Linked DNA regions of Homo sapiens: region 2 is linked to region 1. Evidence: read pairs that join two places in POLR2A ChIA-PET (ENCODE). Cell type or tissue: GM12878. All regions are shown on one strand. Links, peaks and the distances in the headings refer to the core of each region. The heading gives the core; the rest is flanking DNA. Region 1 has its middle 11 kb from the start of RPS6. Region 2 overlaps ACER2 (alkaline ceramidase 2).

The links. ChIA-PET counts read pairs that join two places held together with the same protein. Peaks named below come from ENCODE experiments on the same cell type or tissue, not always from the same donor. Only the 100,000 strongest peaks of a DNase experiment are listed, where the experiment ranks them.
Region 2: POLR2A ChIA-PET joins it to region 1 with 5 read pairs; 17 of 35 experiments call an interaction of 5 or more read pairs at or near these places.

What each region holds. Positions count from the first base shown.
Region 1 is chr9:19,386,039-19,396,551 of GRCh38, reverse strand. No RefSeq gene overlaps it. Among named protein-coding and RNA genes, the nearest start is that of RPS6, 11 kb to the right of the region's middle. In GM12878, for the core only: no CTCF peak of the experiment used is centred there; no DNase peak of the experiment used is centred there.
Region 2 is chr9:19,436,220-19,446,732 of GRCh38, reverse strand. It overlaps ACER2 (alkaline ceramidase 2), which reads right to left. Exons shown (of 6, transcript NM_001010887.3): 5 at 315-452. Among named protein-coding and RNA genes, the nearest start is that of MAP1LC3BP1, 22 kb to the left of the region's middle. RefSeq lists enhancers at 1-536, 1-674. In GM12878, for the core only: no CTCF peak of the experiment used is centred there; a DNase peak (open chromatin) is centred at 4,762; H3K4me3 peaks cover 681 bases; H3K27ac peaks cover 1,272 bases.

The sequences.
Region 1 (10,513 bases), core at 4,276-6,775:
ATCGGGCGCAGTGGCTCACACCTGTAATCCCAGCACTTTGGGAGGCCGAGGCGGGCAGATCACGACAGGAGTTCGAGACCATCCTGGCTAACATGGTAAAACTCCGCCTCTACTAAAAATACAAAAAATTAGCCGGGCGCAGTGGCGGGCGCCTGTCGTCCCAGCTACTTGGGAGGCTGAGGCAGGAGAATGGTGTGAACCCAGGAGGCGGAGCTTGCAGTAAGCCGAGATTGTGCCACTGCACTCCAGCCTGGGCGACAGAGCAAGACTCCATCTCAAAAAAAAAAAAAATGCAGCTTGGGGAACAAATGATACAGTAGTTAGGAGACACTTGACCCTCCTCTGAAGTGTGAAAATTCAAAGAAATTTCATCTTAGAAATATTTGATGGTTCTCAAAATGAACACAACACAAGTACTTAGATCTCTCATCACATCAAAAAAGTTATTAATGTGTTTTAGGGCAAGCATTTCAAATGAGTCTTTCACAGGATTAGTGACATTTTTAGAAAATAATATGTGTAGTCGGGTGCGGTGGCTCACACCTGTATTCCCAGCACTTTGGGAGGCCGAGGCGGGCAGATTACCTGAGGTCAAGAGTTCGAGACCAGCTTTGTCAACATGATGAAACCCTGTCTCTACTAAAAATACAAAAATTAGCCGGGCATGGTGGTGTGCACCTGTAATCCCGGCTACTAAGGAGGCTGAAGCAGGAGAATCGCTTGAACCCGGAAGGCAGGGGGTTGCAGTGAGCTGAGATTGCGCCATTGCACTCCAGCCTGGATGAGAAGAGCAAGACTATCAGAAAGAAAGAAAGAAGAAAGAGAGAGAGAGAGGAAGGAAGGAAGGAAGGAAGGAAGGAAGGAAGGAAGGAAGGAAGGAAGGAAGGAGAAGGAGGGAGAGAGTCTAAATAATATGTTATCTCCTTCCATACTTCAACTAAGTACAAACGAGTCATGAATTTTTAGTGTCCACCTTTCCAGCCAGTCAATGAGGAACAGGAAGAGGATGGGGCCCTAGTGTCTCTGAGCCACACAGCTCCCCCTGCCATCTTGGTGGTGCTCCTGGGTTCTGTGTGGTTTCCTACCAGAAGATGAACTCAACCAGATTAAATCCCACTCTCAACTTCCACCTGTGGACCTGCTGAAACCCCAGGGTCAATTGTTGCCAGAATTGTTATCTGCTCTTGTCAGGCCCAGAAGGGTCTTCTTCCAGTCTCTAGGTAGATACGGTCTTCGTTCTCCTAAGGGAATCAGTCCATTTGCATGATCTGGGTGTCTATAATGTTGTCATTTTGAAAATTCTATATTAAGGGAATCAAATGGAATGTAACCTTGCAAATTGGCTTTTTTTTTCACTAAGCATAATTCTGTGGATATTTATTCACTGCATATATCAATAGCTCTTGCTGTTTATCGCTGAGCAGAATTCCATGGTGTGGATATACCAATTTGTTTAACCATCATCACCCATTAAACGACATCTGGGTTTTTTTTCTTTTTCTCACATTTTGCTATTACAAATAGTAGCTCATATCAACATTCATTATAGGTTTTGGTGTAAATACAACTCATCATTTCCCTAAGGTAAATGTCCAGGTGTGAAATTGCTGGGTTTCATGGTAATTCCATGTTTATTGTTTTAGGATACTGACAAACTGTTTTCCAGAGTGAATATCCCATTTTACATTCCCACCAGCAACGTATGATTTCCTAGTTTATCCACATCCCCACATTTGGTGTTGTCACTGTTTTTTATCTCAGCCATTCTGATAGTTGTGTAATAATATCTCATTGTGGTTTTAATATACGTTTCCCCAATAGGTAATGATGTTGAATATCTTTGCACGTGCTTAGTAGCCTTCTGCATAACTCCTTCAGTGAAATTCTCTGCATATCTTTTGCTCATGTTCTAATTGGATTGTTTGTTTTATTTTGGCTTCATTTATTCCTTCTGTAGCACTCTTTCTTTATTTAGATATGAGTTTCTGACCTATATAATTTTCCTTCTCTCTGAAGAACTTCTTTTAACATCTCTTGCAAGGCAAGTATACTCCATTTTTTAATGCATAGAAAGTTTTCATTTCTCCTTCACTTTTTTTTTTTTTTTTTTTTTTTTTTTTTTGAGACGGAGTCTCACTCTGTCGCCCAGGCTGGAGTGCAGTGGCGCGATCTCGGCTCACTTGCAAGCTCCGCCTCCCAGGTTCATGCCATTCTCCTGCCTCAGCCTCCTGAGTACCTGGGACTACAGGCGCCCGCCACGACGCCCGGGTAATTTTTTGTATTCTTTTTTTAAGTAGAGACGGGGTTTCACCATGTTAGCCAGGATGGTCTCCATCTCCTGACCTCGTGATCCGCCTGCCTCGGCCTCCCAAAGTGCTGGGATTACATGGTATTACAGGTGTGAGCTACTGAGCTGGCTTTTTTTTTTTTTTTTTTTTTTTTTTTGAGACAGGGTCTCACTCTGCCACCCAGGCTGGAGTGCAGTGGTGAGATCTCGGCTCACTGCAACCTCCGTCTCCCCACTTCAAGGGATTCTTCTGTCTCAACCTCCCGAGTAGCTGGGAGTACCGGCACACCATCACGCCTGGCTAATTTTTATATTTTTAGTACAGACAGGGTTTCACCATATTGACCAGGCTGGTCTCAAACTCCTGACCTCAGGTGATCCACCTGCCTCGGCCTCCCAAAGTGTTGGGATTACAGGCGTGAGCCACCTTGCCCGGCCTATTTCTCCTTCACTTTTGAATGATAATTTTGCTAGATACAGAATTTTAGGCTGGTAGGTTTTTCTTTCAACACTTTAAATATTTTAGAATATTCTTTTCTTGTTTGCATACTTTCTGAAGAAAAGTTTGATATGCTTCTTACCAAGTAAGGTTACTGTTGAGTTTTATGAGGTTTTTTTTTGTATATTCTAGATACTAGCCCTTGTCAGATATGTGCTTTGCAAATAATTTCTTCCACTCTGTAGTTTGTCTTTGCATTCTCTTAACAGGATATTTTAAGAGTAAAAGTTGGCTGGGCATGGTAGTTCACACTTGTAATTCCAGCACCCTGGGAGGTTGAGGCAGGAGGATTGTTTGCATCCAGGAGTTTGTGACCAGCCTGGGCAACGTAGTGAGACTCCATTATCTACCAAAACAAAAAAAAAAAATCAGCTGGGTGTGGTGGTGCGCATCAGTAGTCCCAGGCTACTCAGGAGGCTAAAGTGGGAGGATCACTTGAACCTGGGAGGTCAGGGCTGCAGTGAGCCATGATCCTGCCACTGTATTCAGCCTGGATGACAGAGTGAGACCCTGTATCCAAAAGCAAAAAAAAAAAAGAAAGAAAGAAATTTGTTAATTTTGATGAAGTCTGACTTACCAGTTTCTCCTTTTTTTATGACTTAAGTTTTGGCCAATATAGTGAAACCTGGTCTCTACTAAAAATACAAAAATTAGCCAGGCGTGGTGGTGAGTGCTTGTATTCCCAGCTACTTGGGAGGCTGAGGCAGGAGAATCGCTTGAACCCAGGAGGCGGAGGTTGCAGTGAGCCAAGATCGCACCATTGCATTCCAGCCTAGGAAACAAGAGTGAAACTCTGTCTCAAATAAATAAATAAATAAGAATTCTTTGCTTACCCCTAGATCTAGAAGATCTTCTCCTATTTAAAAAAAAAAGTTTTAAGGCTGGGCGTGGTCACTCACGCCTGTAATCCCAGCACTCTGGAAGGCCAAGGCAGTCAAATCACGAGGTCAGGAGATCAAGACCATCCTAACATGGTGAAACCTCGTCTCTACTAAAAATACAAAAAATTAGCCAGGTGTGGTGGCACGCACCTGTAGTCCAAGCTACTTGGGAGGTTGAGGCAGGAGAATCGCTTGAACCCAGAAGGCGGAGGTTGCAGTGAGCTGAGATCGTGCCACTGCACCCCAGCCTGGGTGACAGAGTGAAACCCTATATCAAAAAAATAAAAATAGGCCGGGCGCGGTGGCTCACGCCTGTAATCCCAGCACTTTGGGAGGCCGAGGCGGGCGGATCACGAGGTCAGGAGATCGAGACCATCCCGGCTAAAACGGTGAAACCCCGTCTCTACTAAAAATACAAAAAAAAATTAGCCGGGCGTAGTGGCGGGCGCCTGTAGTCCCAGCTACTTGGGAGGCTGAGGCAGGAGAATGGCGTGAACCCGGGAGGCGGAGCTTGCAGTGAGCCGAGATCCCGCCACTGCACTCCAGCCTGGGCGACAGAGCGAGACTCCGTCTCAAAAAAAAAAAAAAAATAAAATAAAAAAAATAAAAAAAAATAAAATAAAAAGTTTTATAGTTTTACATTTTACAGTTAAGTGTGTAATCCATTTTGGTTTAATCTTTGTATAATGTGTGAGACTTAGGTCAAGGTTCATTTTTTTCCCTATGGCTGTCCCATTGCTTCAGCATCATTTGTTGAAAGATTATCTGTCCTCCATTGAACTGTTTTTTCAAGTATGTCAAAAAATCAGGTGGACATATTTGTGAGGATCTACTTCTGGGTTCTCTGTTTTATTCATGTATCTATGTATTTGTCCCACTACCAGTAACATATAGTCTTATTATTATATATTATATATTATTATATATATAATATTATTATATATATTATTATATATAATAATATTATATATTATTATATATATAATATTATAATATATATTATTATTATATATATAATAATTATTATATATTATTATTATAGACTTATTATACTGCAGCTATAATAAGTCTTAAAATCAGGTTGACTGTTTCCTTCCACTTTCTTTTTGAACATTGTTTTTAGCTATTTTAGTTCCTTTGCCTTTCCATATACATTTTAGAATAATCTTGTCTACATCTATAAAGAATTTTCCTGAGATTTTGATGGGAATTGCATTAAACATATATATCAGTTTGAAAAGAATTTATATCTTTACTGTGTTGAAACTTCCACTCCATGAGTACAGTTTGTCTCTTCATTAATTTAGATCTTTTGATGTCTTTCATTAACATTGTGTACTTTTCATCATTTAAATAATGTACATGTTTTATTAGATTTCATTTCCTTGACTGATTGTATTGCATTTTTAATTAGTGCTCACATGTTCATAGCTAGTGCTTACAAATATGATTGATTTTTGTATTTTAGCTTGTATTTTGTGATCTTCCTGAACTCACTTATTACTTATAAGAATTTGTAGATTCCTTGGAATTTCCTTAGTAGATAACCATGAGTGGTGACAAAAGACATCTTCACCTTGTTCCTGAGCTTAGGTGGAAAGCATTCAGTCTTTTATCATTACGTATAATATCAACTGTGGGTTTTTTTGTAGATACTCCTCATCAGGTTGAGGATTTTTTTTCTTTCCCTATTTCCTGAAAGTTTTTATCATGAGTGGATATTGAATTTTGTGAAATGCTTTTTGTACATTTAGTGATATGATATGATTTTTCTTCTTTACTATGTTCATGTGGCAGATTACATTGATTGAGATTTTAATATTAAGAAAGACTTGCATCCCTGGAATAAAACCCACGTGGTCATGGTATATAATTCTTTATATACATTGCTGAATTATATATTCTAATGTTTTGTTAAAGATTTCTGTGTCTATATTTATGAAGCGTATTAGCCTATAGTTTTCTTTTTTGTACTGGTTTTATCTGGCTTTGACATCAAGATAATAATACTAGCTTCATAAAATTAGTTTTATGTGTTCATTGAGTGTTCCTTCCTCTTCTATTTTCTGAAAGAGAGTGTACGGAATTGCTCTTAATTCCTCTTCAAATATTTGGTATAACTATCCAGGAAAACCATCTGGGCCTGAAGATTTCGGACAGCTTTTAACTTATGAATTACATTTCCTTAATAGTTATAAGGCTATTCAAATTACCTATTTTATATTGGGTGAGGTTGTGGTCATTTGCAGTTTTCAAGGAATTCATCCATTTCCATGGCTATATACCCATCTACACACATCATTTATGTGTGTAGAGTTTGTAGTGTTCCTTTACAATCCCTTTGATGTCTGCAGGACCTGTAATGGTTATTTTGTTTCATTGTTGATATTGACAATTTGCATCTTTTTTTTCAGTCTTGCTAGTTGTTTGTGAAGTTTATTGATCTTTTCAGAGAATCAGCTCTTTATTTTATTGATTTTTTTCTATGATATTTTCCATTTCATTCTATTCTGCTTTTAACCTTATTATCTCCTTCCATCTTCTTGGTTTTGGTTTATTTTACTCTTCTTTTTCTAGGTTCTTGAGGTGGGAGGTTAGCTTATTGATTTGAGGTTTTTGCCTCCTCTAATATATGCATTTAGTGTTATAAGTTTCCCTTTCAGTGCTGCTTTAGCTGCGTCCCACAAATTTTGATTTTATTTTTATTTTCATTCAGTTCAACTGATTTTTAAATGTCCTTTGAAACTTCCTTTTTGATGCATAGATCATGTAGAAGTATGTGGTTTAGTTTTCAAGTGTTTGTTGATTTTTGTTTTCTTTTTTTTAACTTTTATTTTAGGTTCAAGAATACATACGCATATTTGTTACATAGGTAAACTTGTGTCATGGGAGTTTGTTGTACAGATTATTTCATCACCCAGGTATTAAGACTCATACCCATTAGTTACTTTTCCTGATCCTCTCCTTCCTCCCAACCTCCACCTCCCAACTGGTCCCAGTGTGTGTTGTTCCCCTCTTATGTGTCCATGTGTTCTCATCGTTCGGCTCCCTCTTATAAGTGGGAACATGCGGTATTTGGTTTTCTGTTTCTGTGTTTGTTTGATAAGGATATTCATATTCCAGCTCCATTCATATTCCTGCAAAGGACATGGTCTCATTCTTTTTTATGGCTGCATAGTATTCCATGGTGTATATGTACTACATTTTCTTTATCCAGTCTACCATTGATGGGCCTTTAGGTTGATTCAATGTCTTTGCTATTGTGAACAGTGCTGCAGTGAACATACGTGTGCATGTGTCTTTATGACAGATGATTTATATTCCTTTGGGTACATACCCAATAATGGGATTGCTGGGTTGAATGGTAGTTCTGTTTTTAAGTCTTTGAGGAATCGCCACACTGTTTTCTACAGTGGTTGAACTAATTTACACCCCCACCAACAGTGTATAAGCATTCCTTTTCCTGTGCAATCTTGCCAGCAACTTTTATTGTTTTTTCACTTTTTAATAATAGCCATTCTGACTGGTGTGAGATGGTATCTCGCTGTGATTTGGATTTGGATTTCTCTAATCATCAGTGATATTAAGCTTTTTTCTCATATGCTTGTTGGCCGCGTGTATGTCTTCTTTTGAAAAGTGTTAATGTCCTTTGCCCACTTTTTAATGTGGTTTTCTTGTAAAATTAAGTTCTTTATAGATGCTGGATATTAGACCTTTGTCAGATGCATTGCTTGCAAGAATTTTCTCCCATTCTGTAGGTTGTTTACTCTGTTGATAGTTTCTTATACTGTGCAAAAGCTCTTTAGTTTAATTAAATCCCATTTGTCAATATTTGCTTTTGTTGTGATTCCTTTTGGCATCTTTGTCGTGAAATCTTTGCCCATTCCTATGTCCAGAATGGTATGGCCTAGGTTGTCTTCCAGGATTTTTATAGTTTTGGGTTTTACATTTAAGCCTTTAATCCATCTTGAGTTGATTTTTATATATAGTGTAAGGAAGGGGTCCAGTTTCAGTCATCGGCATATGGCTAGCCAGTTATCTCAGCACCATTTATTGAACACGGTGTCCTTTCCCCACTGATTGTTTTTGTCAGGTTTGTCAAAGATCAGATGGTTGTATGTGTGCAGCCTTATTTTTGTGCTCTCTCCTCTGTTCCATTGGTCTATGTGTCTGTTTTTGTGCCAATAGTACCAGGTTCTTTTGGTTACTGTAGCCCTGTAGTATAGTTTGAAGTTGGGGAACGTGATGGCTCATATTGGCATCTATTGATTGTCTTTTTTCACTTAGGTTTTTTGTTTTGTTTTTGAGATGGAGTCTCACTCTGCCACCAGGCTGGAGTGCAGTGGCATGATCTCGGCTCACTGTAACATCCGACTCCCTGGTTTCACCATATTGGCCAGGCTGGTTTCAAACTCCTGACCTCAAGTGATCCGCCCACCTCGGCCTCCCAAAGTGCTGGGATTACAGGTGTGAGCCACCACGCCCGGCCGTGAATTATATTTTAATACAATTATGAAGGAAGGAAGGGACATATTGGGGAAAATGTGGAATTTTTATGCAGGGCTAATTTGTCTTACATACAGAGTGCTAACAATCCAACAGAAAAAAAATGAGTGAAAAACAGGAACAGAAAAATACATGACAAGATGCTTAATTCACAGTAACAAAACTATAAACTAAAACTACATTGAAATAACATGTATTTCCTCCGACTGACAAAATTCCAAAGTTTGGCAGCACTTAGTAAGACTTTAGGGTATCAGGCACTCTCATACATTGTTAGTAGGGGTGTACATTGGAACAATCCTATGGAGAGCAATGTAGCAGTATTTATCAAAATTACAAATGCAGGCTGGGCATGGTGGCTCATGCCTGTAATTCCAATACTTTGCGAGGCTGAGGCAGGCAGGTCACTTGAGGTCAGGAGTTTGAGACCAGCCTGGCCAGCATGGTGAAACTCCGTCTCTACTAAAAATACAAAAATCAGCAGGGTGTGGTGGCGGGTGCCTATAATCCCAGCTACTTGGGAGGCGGAGGTTGCAGTGAGCTAAGATCATGCCACTGCAGTCCAGCCTGGGCGACATACTGAGACTCCATCAAAAAAAAAAAAGAAAGAAAGAAAGAAAGAAAATAGTCCAGCATATTTTTAGGCTGATGGAGGATGATTCAGACATTTAGATTATTTCTGCCTTTTGCTGTACTACAGTGCCTTTTAAATACCTCTGTTATATCTCTTTATCTATTTATATGTTTCTTTTTCCATTAGATAAATAATTCCTTGGAAGCAAGGGCCATCACTCCTCATCTCTATCTCCTGCTGCTAGCCTGGTGCTGACATAAAGCAGTGCTCAGCATATATTTGTTCAACAATGTTGTTGAGGGCTCTCCCCATGGCTGTCCACCATTTGAATGAATCCAGAACACCTCAGCACCAAGTTCAGGCTTCCATCTTGCAGCAAGGTTCTGCAACTTGTGTTGGAATTCTCAGGAAAAACTGCCAGAAGCAGTACGACTAAAACCAGGCAGATGGAGCACAGAAAGGAAGGCACTGCTCACAGCGAAAACCACATGATCAAAGTCAGAGGTGCTGGCATAATGACGATGATGAGGATGGTGGTGGTTGTGATGATGAGGATAGTTAACATTTATTGAGAGTCTACTATGTACCAAGAACTGTTTAACTTTTATAATGTATTAGTTAATTCCTGACAAGAAGTCTATGAATAAGGTATTATCTTCATCTTACAGATGGGGAAACTAAGACAGGAATAAGTTGCCCAACATCATATAACTATGAAGAAATACAAATACATGAGACCAAAAGAATATATATAGTGCCTTGATACAGAGACTTGATCTGACAAAAAAAAAATAGGTTTACTCTTGCACTTTTTCTGACCTCCCCTCTTCTTCCTATCTACCAAGTCTTTAATAAATATATGCCAGATTTTATTTTCTGCAACTTTGCAAAAACATTCCTTCGTCCCTGACCCAAGGGGTGAGTAATCTATTGTAATTCTTGCTACTGGATATAGTTGCAGACATAATGCCAAGGAATTTTCCTAGATTCAGGTCTTTGATTTAACTTCCTTTCCCAAACACAGCTTGGCATGTTTCAAAATTAGTTTCTTCCTTACAAGTAGGAATTGTTGTTGAAATTTAGTTTTTTGTGTCTAAAATGACCTTTTTTATTCTTCCTGTTTCCTTGATTTGGGCCAGAAAGGAGACAGCTTACTAAAATGCACGAACTTACTTCCTCCCATACTACTCTTAGTTTCTGTATTTCTACCTCCCTTTGGAAAACATTCCTGTTCCCCAAAACACTTGAAAAACTCATATAATGAGTTAGGGGTAAATTTACCTATACTGATTGCTCTTAGGATTACTCTATTTTTATTTTGTGAGACAGGGTCTCATTGTGTGGCCCAGGCTGGAGTGTAGTGGTGTGATCATGGCTCACTGCAGTCTCAACCTCCTGGGCTCACACGATCCTCCCACCTCAGCCTTTCAAGAAGCTGGGACCCAAGCAGCTGAGATGATAAGTGAGCACCACCACGCCCGGCTAATTTGTTTAAAAAATTTTTTGCAGAGATGAGGTCTTGCTTTGTTGCCTAGGCTGGTCTTGAACCCCTGGCCTCAAGCAATCATCTCACCTCAGCATCCCAAAGGGATTACAGGCATGAGCCATGGTGCCCGGCCTGGGATCACTAATTTAATACTATTGAATACAGAGATGTAATTCTGTTTAGTCAGTATCTTCGTGGCTGAAAGACTCCGCCTTCAGGCCCTGTTATGGGCTGAACTGTGTCCCCCTAAAAATGCATATGATGAAGTCCTAACCCTCAG
Region 2 (10,513 bases), core at 3,743-6,242, 51 kb before region 1:
CTAGCTAGAGCTCAGGTTACAGGTTCAGTTCTCAAGCTCCTTTAGGCTTTAATAATGGAGTTAGAGGTAAAAGACTGCAGACCTAAGCATGACAATCAGGCCTTTCGTTCCGGCTAAGCCTGCTCCCTGGAGTCAATTCAGCTTTTTACAAAGTGTGCTTTCAGTGGCTTCTGAACCATCTGACCGTCCACCTGAGGAGAGAAGCAAGCCAGCAACCCACAGGACACCTGTGCACCACTTGCAGGGTGAACAGAGCCCAACAGCAAGTGCAAACACACCTGTCCCCGGCCACCTCCCCATTAGCAGGGGCTTACCACATGCAGTGCAGGTAGGGGAAGTTGAAGGATGACAGCAGCTCGCAGAAAGCTCGGTCACTGATCCAGCAGAACAGGGCCAGGGTCCACCAGAGGCCCGAGAAGAGGCCCAGCTTAAACACACGCATGTTGTCACACCTGCACGGGGGTCCAGAGAGTCACTCATCGTCAGACCTTGTCTCCACCTCCTTGCTGGCCACCTTTCCTGTGTCTCCTTCGCTGGTTCCTCTCATGCCTACAACCCCAAGACACTGAAGTTCTTACCCAACACACAGTCACTCCACAGTCTCATGGATGTAAATACCATATGTACACAGATGGCTCACAGACACCCTTCCCACCCAGGCTTCTCTCCTGACTCCAGACTCATACACCCAACTACATTTTTGACACGAGCACCCTAATATGGATCTAAATTTAACAAGTCCATAACCTATTCTTCTCCCAATCTTTCTCCTTCTCACATAGCCCACATCTAGTCCATCAGCTCTCCCTTCAAAATATCTCAAACCTGACCTCTTTCCACCACCTCCATCTAGATCCATGCTACCGCCATCTCATCAGAGTCTCCTTCCACCCTTGCCCCTACAGCCAATTTAACAGCCTCCAGCATCTTCCTGTTTAACCAGAGGGAAAGCCAAAGTATTCACAGTGGCCACAAGGCCCCGGATGCATGATCTTCCCTTTTCCCCTTCACCTCCTCTCGTGTGTACTCTTCCCTCTCACTGCCCATACTCAAGCCACTGCAGGATTTGTGCTGTTCCACAAATATCCCAAGCATGCTCCTGCAAGACCATAGCACTCACTGTGCCCTCTTGCCTGGAATGCTCTTCCCTCACATGTAAATCTTTGCTCAAATGTCACTCAGTAAGCCTTTTCCTGATGCTATTTTTAACAATTTCAACACCTGTCTCCACCTCCCAGGTGACTCTCCCTAAGGCCTCCTTCCCTCCTTTAATTTTCTAGGTAGTGATTATAACCTCCCTGACACCCTCTGTGTTTCACTTATGTGTTTCCAGTGTGTGTTTATCCACTGACATGGAATCTGTTTACTGCTGTATCCCAGCACCTGGAAATGTGCCAGACACAGAAGGCACTCAACATGTGTTGAATGAAGGAATAACTTCTTACACACACTGGGACAAAATGGTTTTCTGAAAAAAATGCTAACAGCTCAATGAAAATTTCAATTGCCGTCTTCTTTCCTTGACAAAGACTTGCTCATAAAGTGGGTGAGTTCTACCCCTGGGGACGAACACCTGGGGGCAGCTGGTGGCTGAGCGTCCTTCTTCCCGGAGGGGACCACTCCTGGGTCAGTCAAGATCTCCTATGGGACCCAGAATACAACACGACATCTGCAATTGAGAAGAAGCTTAATTCCTCTTTGTTGAACCCACAGACAGGTGTTAAAAGCCTGACTGGCTAGTGCCCTTCCCAGATGCCTTTCACAAACATCAGCGAAAGCATCAATAAAAGTGGGACAGGTTCAGAAAGACCTGTTCAAAAACAAATCAAAATACTCTTGTAGGAAGGCTAAATACATCCCTTGAAAAGTTTTTAGAAAGAATAGAGGCCGATGACATGGGGAGACTTACATTCCCAGTTACTAAAACAAAGAGATAACAATTTCCATTTCTCGCTTTCGATTACCACTCTCTACCTTGAATGCCTCGCCTTTGGGCTGGTTCCCTCTCAAAAAGAGCTCATCTCTCACCTTGACCCACCCTCTCCTTCTCTCCAGGGCTCAGTCTCCAGGCTTCTTCCCACACACAATGCCAGATACTATAGGTCTCCCCTCAGTGCAAGCTCGTCCACAACCGTGGCCCACAGGCTGCATGCCGACCAGGATGGTTTCGAATGAGGCCCAACACAAATTTGTAAACTTTCTTAAAACATTATGAGATTTTATGCCGGGCGCGGTGGCTCAAGCCTGTAATTCCAGCACTTTGGGAGGCCGAGGCGGGCGGACCAGAGGTCAGGAGATCGAGACCATCCTGGCTAATCCGGTGAAACCTCGTCTCTACTAAAAATACAAAAAAATTAGTCGGGCGTGGTGGCGGGCGCCTGTAGTCCCAGCTACTCGGGAGGCTGAGGCAGGAGAATGGCGTGAACCCGGGAGGCGGAGCTTGCAGTGAGCCGAGATCGCGCCACTGCACTCCAGCCCAGGGGACAGAGCAAGACTCCGTCTCAAAAAAAAAAAACCATTATGAGATTTTTTTTTTTTGCGACTTTCTTTTTTTTTTTCTTTTCTTTTTTTTTTTTTTAGCTCATCAGCTATCATTAGTGTATTTTTTGTGTGGCCTAAGACAATTTTTCTTCCAATATGGCCCAGGGAAACCAAAAGAGCGGACACCCCTGCCTTAGCGCATTCTCTCAGGGCACCCTGCCATGTTCCTTCATAACTCTCATCACAAGTTGAAACTATGAATTTATTATCTGTGTAACATCTGGTATTAAACTAGCCTAGAGGCCGGGAGCTCACCCCTGTAATCCCAGCACTTTGGGAGGCCAAGGTGGGAGGATCACTTGAGATCAGGAGTTGGAGATCAGCCTGGCCAATGTGGTGATATCCCGTCTCTACCAAAAATACAAAAATTAGCCGGGGGTGGTGGCACATGCCTGTAATCCCAGCTACTTGGGAGGCTGAGGCAGGAGAATCACTTGAACCCAGATTGTGGAGGTTGCAGAGAGCTGAGATCGCACCACTGCTCCAGCCTGAGCTTCAAGAGCAAGACTCCATCTCAATAAACAAACAAACAAACAAACAAACTAGCCTAGAATCCCAGAGGAACTACCCCTGTTTTATTCACTAATGTATACTCCATGCCTGGCAACTGTGCCAGGCACTGTTAAATGCTTCCTGAATTAATGGATAAAATTATGCATAAATGGACCCTAATTTGGTAATTTGTAATTTGGGCAGAACATTATTTTTAGATTATTTAAGATTATTGGCCAGGCACGGTGGCTCATGCCTGTAATCCCAACACTCTTGGAGGCCAAGGCCGGGGGATCACGAGGTCAGGAGATCAAGACCATCCTGGCTGACAGGGTGAAACCCCGTATCTACTAAAAACACAATAAATGTGCCGGGCGTGGTGGCTCACACCTGTAATCCCAGCACTTTGGGAGGCTGAAGCAGGTGGATCACGAGTTCAGGAGATCAAGACCATCCTGGCTAACGTGGTGAAACCCTGTCTCTACTAAAAATACAAAAAAAATTAGCTGGGCATGGTGGCAGGCACCTGAAGTCCCAGCTACTCCGGAGACTGAAGCAGGAGAATGGCGCGAACCCGGGAGGCGGAGCTTGCAGTGAGCCGAGATCGCGCCACTGCACTCCAGCCTGGGCGACTGAGCAAGACTCCGTCTCAAAAAATAAATAAATAAAATTAAAAATTAAAAAATAAAAATACAATAAATTAGCCGGGCATGATGGCATGCATCTGTAGTCCCAGCTACTCGGGAGGCTGAGGTAAGAGAATCGCTTGAACCCAGGAGGCGGAGGTTGCAGTGAGCCGAGATAGTGCCACCGCACTCCAGCCTGGGCGACAGAGCGAGACCCCATCTCAAAAAAAAAAAAAGTATTTATTGGGCACCAAATTCCATGCTAGGCACTATAAAATACAAAATAAATAGGCCTCTTGCCTTGAATTTAAAAAATAAAATGAAAATAGGCAAGAACAAATATCAACAAATACATAGACAATTAGTCTGGGACACGAGGATCTATGAACATCCAGTGAAATTAAACCTAGAAAGTTTGGCTTAAGGAACACACCAGAACGGAGAGCAATGTGTTGGAGATGTCCTGCATGGAGGGCATCAACCGAGAGGGAGGTGCCCGGCCGTTAGTCACTGTAAGTGCCAGGACAGGGCCGGCTTGGCATGTACGAGGCAGGAGGGAGGCTCTGTAGAGCCTGGTCTCAGGGCAGCCTGTTACCTTTCTCTGCTTCTAGAAGAAGCAGATCCTGCTAGAAGCTGCTGACCAGCCTTATTTGCACTCGGGGCTTGTCCAAAGCTGCGGTCCATTAGGTTTCACTCCCATTTCTCAGGGCTTTTATCAAAATATCAATGTGAAGTGAAAAAGGGCGGACAAAAATCACATGTACAGCAGGACCTTATTCTACAAGAGAAAAGTCTGAATCTCTCCCATTTCTTCTCTTCTAGACCCTTGATTATATTCTCAATTTTTTCTTAACAATAAAATCACTCCTATAATCAGAAAAAGTATTTTTTTAAATATCAATGTATCTGAGTTACTCGGCAATGTACTTAACACCACCAATTTCAGTGTCAGGTCATGACCCAAAATCAGCATAAACTTTTGTTTTCTCATGGTCTAAGGGAGAGTTCAGAAAAGACAATGGAAATACTTCTCAGGAAGCTGGTTAAAAGAAATGACTAGAAACAAGCTTTAGGAATAAAGGCTAAAGAGAAAGAGAAAGTGAGAAAACAGTTCCTCCTCTATTACCTCTGAGCAAACTAGCGTGCAGTGAGAAACATTCAACTCAGACATAACATCATTGCAGGTGACAACCAGGGAAGATTCGGGAAAGAGGTCTAAGAGCAATAAGGGCATCCTTTTGTCTGGGTATTTTATCAAAGCAGGGAAACAACCGTCTTTTCTTTTCCTGGCTGGGAACTGGTGTGGTAAGTGACAAAGCAGTGAAAAAAGAGACCCCGTCCCTGCCTATGTGAAGTCGATGTTCAGCAGAGGGGACAGACAACAAACAAAACAATATAAATAATATAATTACAATCAGGATGGGTGCCATAAAGGAGAAGTTCAGGGTCCTGGAACAGCATATAAATAGCTCAGCCCAAACTGAAGGATGAGTATAAGTTAGCCAAGCAAGAGGGCCAGAAAAAGGGATGGCATAAATAAGGAAGGGGCTGGGGCTGGCAGGTGCAGGGTCCCCAGAAGAAACAGAAGGTCAGAGTGGCTGAGGATGGAAGGCAGAGGAGCTTCTTGTGGGAGTGATCAGCTCACAGGGGAAGGCTGGAGCATGTCAAGGATTTGGAACTTTATCTTCATTGCAACATCGACTGGTAGAAAAATGACTGTGCTCAGGGCTGGGCATGTGGCTCATGCCTGTAATCTCAGCAATTTGGGAGGCCAAGGAGGGCAGATCATGAGGTCAGCAGATTGAGACCATCCTGGCTAACATGGTGAAACCCCATCTCTACTAAAAATACGAAAAAGTAGCCAGGCATGGTGGCACATGCCTGTGGTCCCAGCTACTTGGGAGGCTGAGGCAGAAAAATCGCTTGAACCCGGGAGGCGGAGGTTGCAGTGAGCTGTGAGATCATGCCACTGCACTCCAGCCTGGGTGACACAGTAGGACTCTGTCTCAAAAAAAAAAAAAAAAAGAAAAAGAAAAAGAAAAATGTGCTGAAATGGCATGTTTGGGGAAGGAAGAGGATGCCAGGTTTCAGGCTTCAGTAACTGGGTAAATGGTGCTCCCCTTTTCTGCAACTTGAAATATGATGAAGAGAATCAGAGCTAGAAAAGGCAGATCAGGAATCTGGGTTTGGTCAAGTTGAATTTGAGATGCCTGTGATACATGGAATTAGACAGGTTAGGCAGGCAGCTAGACACATAATAGTAGAGTTAAGAGGAAGGACTGGGTTGGAGACGTAAGTTTAGGAGTCATCCACATATGTAGAGGAATTAAAGCCACAGAAGTAGAGGAGATCTTTCAGGGGGACGTAAAAAGGGAGAAAAACAGTGTCTTAATCCATGCAGGCTGTTATAACAAAACATTGTATACTGGGTGGCTGATAAAAACAGAAATTTGTTTCTCATAGTTCTAGAGGCTGGGAAGTCTGAGATCAAGGTGCCAGCAGAATCAGTGTCTAGTGAGGGCCATTCCTCACAGATGACACCTACTAGAGCTGTGTCCTCACATGGTAGAAGGGCCAAGGCAGCTCTCTGGGACCTCTTTTAGAAAAGCACTAATCCCATGTAGGAGGGCTCTACCCCCACTGACTTAAACACCTTCCAAAAGGGCCCACCTCCTAATATCATCACCTTATTAATTAGTATTTCAACATATGAATTCAGGGGAGATACAAACATTCAGACCATAGCAAGCAGGGAGTTGAGGGTGCACCTTAAGGGATTCCTACATGCAAAGCTGTGTAGAAAAGTAGGAGTCTACGCAAGAGACTGAAAAGGAGCTGCCGAGAGGTAGTGGGAAAGCCAGGAGGATGTGTTATCACAGGAGCCATGGCAAAGAACATTTCAAGCATGGTGAGGAGAACTAATTGGGCGAGCAGCCGAGAGAATAATACATAAGATACAGGGGGGTCTGAAAACTGATCACTGGGTGTATAGCCTATAGAGAGGGATTTGGGTAACAAAGTAGGGGCAGAAACCAGATTGGCAAGAGTTGAAGAGTAAATGAGAGGTAAGGGATAAAGGGAGCTTTCTTTGGGGGCGGGGGGATGGAGTCTTGCTCTGTTGCCCAGGCTGTAGTGCAATGGCGTGATCTCCACATCTCCACGCACCACAACCTCCGCCTCCTGGATTCAAGTGATTCTCCTGCCTCAGCCTCCCGAATAGCTGGGATTACAAGCATCTGCCACCACACTCAGCTAATTTTTTGTGTTTTTAGTAGAGATGAGGTTTCATCCTGTTGGCCAGGCTAGTCTTGAACTCCTGACCTCGTGATCCACCCTCCTCGGCCTCCCAAAGTGATGGGATTACAGGCATGAGCCACCAAGCCCAGCCGATGGAGCTTTTAAAGAAGTTTGGCTATGACAGCAAGGGTGAAAGGGTAGTAGCTAGAGATGTGGATGTGGATTAGTCCAGGCTGGGTGTTTGAGAAGGCAGTAGAGACTCAGATGTGTTTACAGGCTGATAAGAAAGCCCCTTTAGGCTGGGTCTCTACTAAAACTACAAAAATTAGCCAGGCATGGTGGCACACACCTGTAATCCCAACTACTCTACTGGGGAGGCTGAAGCAGGAGAATTGCTTGAACCTGGAGGTGAAGGTTACAGTGAGCCGAGATCTTGCCACTGCACTCCAGCCTGGGTGACAGAGCGAGACTACGTCTCCAAAAAAAAAAAAAGCAAGCCCCTTTAGAGAGGGAGCAGCAATATAGAGGACAATGTACAGGAGTGAAATGGACATAGGAGAGTGGAGGGAATAATCAATTCGTAGAAGACCAACCCTAATGGAAGAAAGTTTACCTGCCATGAAACTACCACTTGTTAATGTGATGATGAAGACCAATTAGCTTTAGTGATGGCTAGCTTTTCCAGGGCAGAACATTTTAAGCATGAAACAAATTATTTCTTATGTAATTATTTACAAAGATTAGAATATTAAAGGAAAATATATTTCCTTATGTAAAGATCACAATTGTGAAGTAGAATTTATTTAAACTGCATAATAATCTGCCCTAACCACTTGTGTCCTCCATTTGCTCTTCTTTAGGTCTTATGAACTTAAAATATTTTCTCAGCTGGGTGCAGTGGCTCACACCTGTAATCTCAGCACTTTGGGAGGCTGAGGTGGGAAGATTACCTAAGTGCAGGAGTTCGAAGATGCAATGAGCTATGATCATGCTACTGCACTCCAGCCTGGGCAACAGAGCAAGATCCCATCTCAAAAACAAAACAAACAAACAAACAAAAAACCTTTCCCTTTCCCTTTTCTTATAACAAAATTATAAGCTAAAACATATTATTACACTCAAGAGTTACAATGAAACTAGACTGCAGTGAATTCTCAAGAAACAGAGCTAAATCCAGAACATTCTATTCACTTCAAGCCTAATATAAGCTAGCATCACTGGACTGCATGCTACAAATGGAAATCATTTCAGATGTTGTCACCAGCAATTTAATTATGTGTTTGCCAAAGAGCTTTAAGATGTGTTAACATCCAGAGTTGGCTAGAGGAGGATGCAAATGGAGCCAAAGGCCCAGGAGCCAGTCCCTCCAGGTCCACAAACACGGCAGAGAAGTCACTTCAACTAACATCTTCACCCAAGGCACATTAGGGAGAGTTCCTGGATAATAAAGGTAAGATCCCTAAAAAACAGATACAATAGGAAGAAGCAGATGATTTAGCTATACTTGCTGAAACATAGTGGCAAGGAAAAGGAAAGGCAACAAGTATTTGCTGAGATCTACCATGTGACAGATACTAGACTAAATATCTTATTTAATCCTTACTGCAAGACTATGAGATCTAAGTATTATTATTCAATTTCAAATAAGGACAGTAAGACCTAAGTAAGTGAAGTAAATGCCCAAAGTTTCCAGGCTAGTAAAAGCCTGAACTGAGACCCAAACTCAGGACTTTCTAGCCCCATAACCCATGCTCCACTAAACTGAGGGAGTCTCAAGAAATTTCATAACTCTGTATCTTGCCCAGTCATTAGCAAGATACAGACCTTTGACTTTTCAGAGGTAATGGGCACCATGGAAAATTCAGAGTTCCACAAAATAAAATTACTGCCTTTGAGAACACAACATCAGAGAGGAAGATGAGAAGAAAAGGAGATAAGTATCTATATTTAAGAGAGAATGCGCTAAGTACAATGTAAAAGCACAAAGAGTTTAGGAAGAGGGCAATTACATCTGGTTGAGGGGATAAGAAGGGGTTAAGAAAGGCCTCGTGAAGGAGCAGGTGTCTAGGATGCACATTGCAGAAGGGGTAGGATTTTGGAAAGTAGTAGTAGGAAAGGGCATTTCAGGGGGAGAAGAAAGTATGAGCAAAGATCTGAAGACCAGAAAACAAGGAGGTGGTCCAAATTGGTTGGTCATAGGACATGCAGAAGGAAACAGAGGAAGAAAAAGCTCTAAGGGAAGCTTAGACAACGAGGCGCCACTGAAGGTTTTTGTAAAGGATAAGGGAGTAACAGTCTGAAAGAAGAGATTGGAGGAAGAAGAGACTGGTTAGAAAGCAAATGCAATGGTCCTCTGGAGGGGTGTGAGGGTGGAGCAATGGATATGGGAGGAGGTGACAGATGAAACATTGCAGAGGGCGATTCCATGAAATCCAGCAATCACCTGAGGTGGCAGGAGATGAGGGACCCAATGATTGTAGGATTTCAAGTGTAATGGAGTCAGAAAATAGTGACACCATTAAAATCATTTGGGGACTCTAAGACAGAATTTGGGAAAGGCACTGAGGGAAATCGTAGGCAAACAGGGCATGCAGCCAAGACAGTAATCTTGCCTATTACAGTTTAGGAAGGCTCTGACTGGGATACCCAGCAGATAGCTGGGAATATGAAACTGGACTTCAGGAAAGAGACGAGGATGGACTGCAGAAAACCATGCAGAGTGATGACAGCTGAACACAAGAGGGTGAATGAGATTTTCAAGAACAGAAAAGGTTGAATACACAATCTTGGAGAATGCCTACCTTAGGAAGCAAAGGAGCAGAGTAGGAACAGTCAGGTATGAAAGCCTGTATTACACAGGATCAGAGAAGCCAAAAGAAGAAAATTCAGAGAGGGAGGAGGCTGACAGTGTCAGATTCTTCAGACAGCCAAGGATAGGGAGCACTGAAAACAAGCTATTCTATTTGGAAGTAGAAGGCCATTAGCACAGCCTAAGGAAATAATGTAATAAGTGCACAAAGATACACAAAGATGTTCATCACAGAGATATTTCTAATAATGAAAAACTGGAAACAACCTAAATGGTCAAAAACAGGAAATGTGTTGACTAATTAAAATAAATTAAAAGTAAATTACAATCCTACATGGCCATTTAAAACGAGGACCTAGATCTGTATTGATTTACAGAGAAGGAGGACTACAATACATTCCTAAGTGAGAAAGTCAAATTTCAGATTAACTCATACGAGAATGAGCTAATTTTTATTTAAAAAAAATACAGCTAGATTTTTTTTTAAAGATGGCAAAGAATAAAAAAGGCTGTAAGAAGATACAAGATACACCAAAAAGCTAACAGTCATTATCAAATGGCAGGTTTGGTTATTTTATTTTTATTTAGTACATAAAAACTATGAGCCAAGTACTATCAAATATTAATTTTCCTGAATAAGTGACAGATTTCTTTTTTGCTTGTCTATATTCTCCAATTTATCTACAAAAAAATATGAGCTACTTGATAAAATTAGTTTTTTAAAAAACGTCATTAGTGACTCTTGAATGAACATTTCAGACTAAAGATGGGGAGGGGAGCCAGACTGCAAGGGATTCAAGAAGGAAGG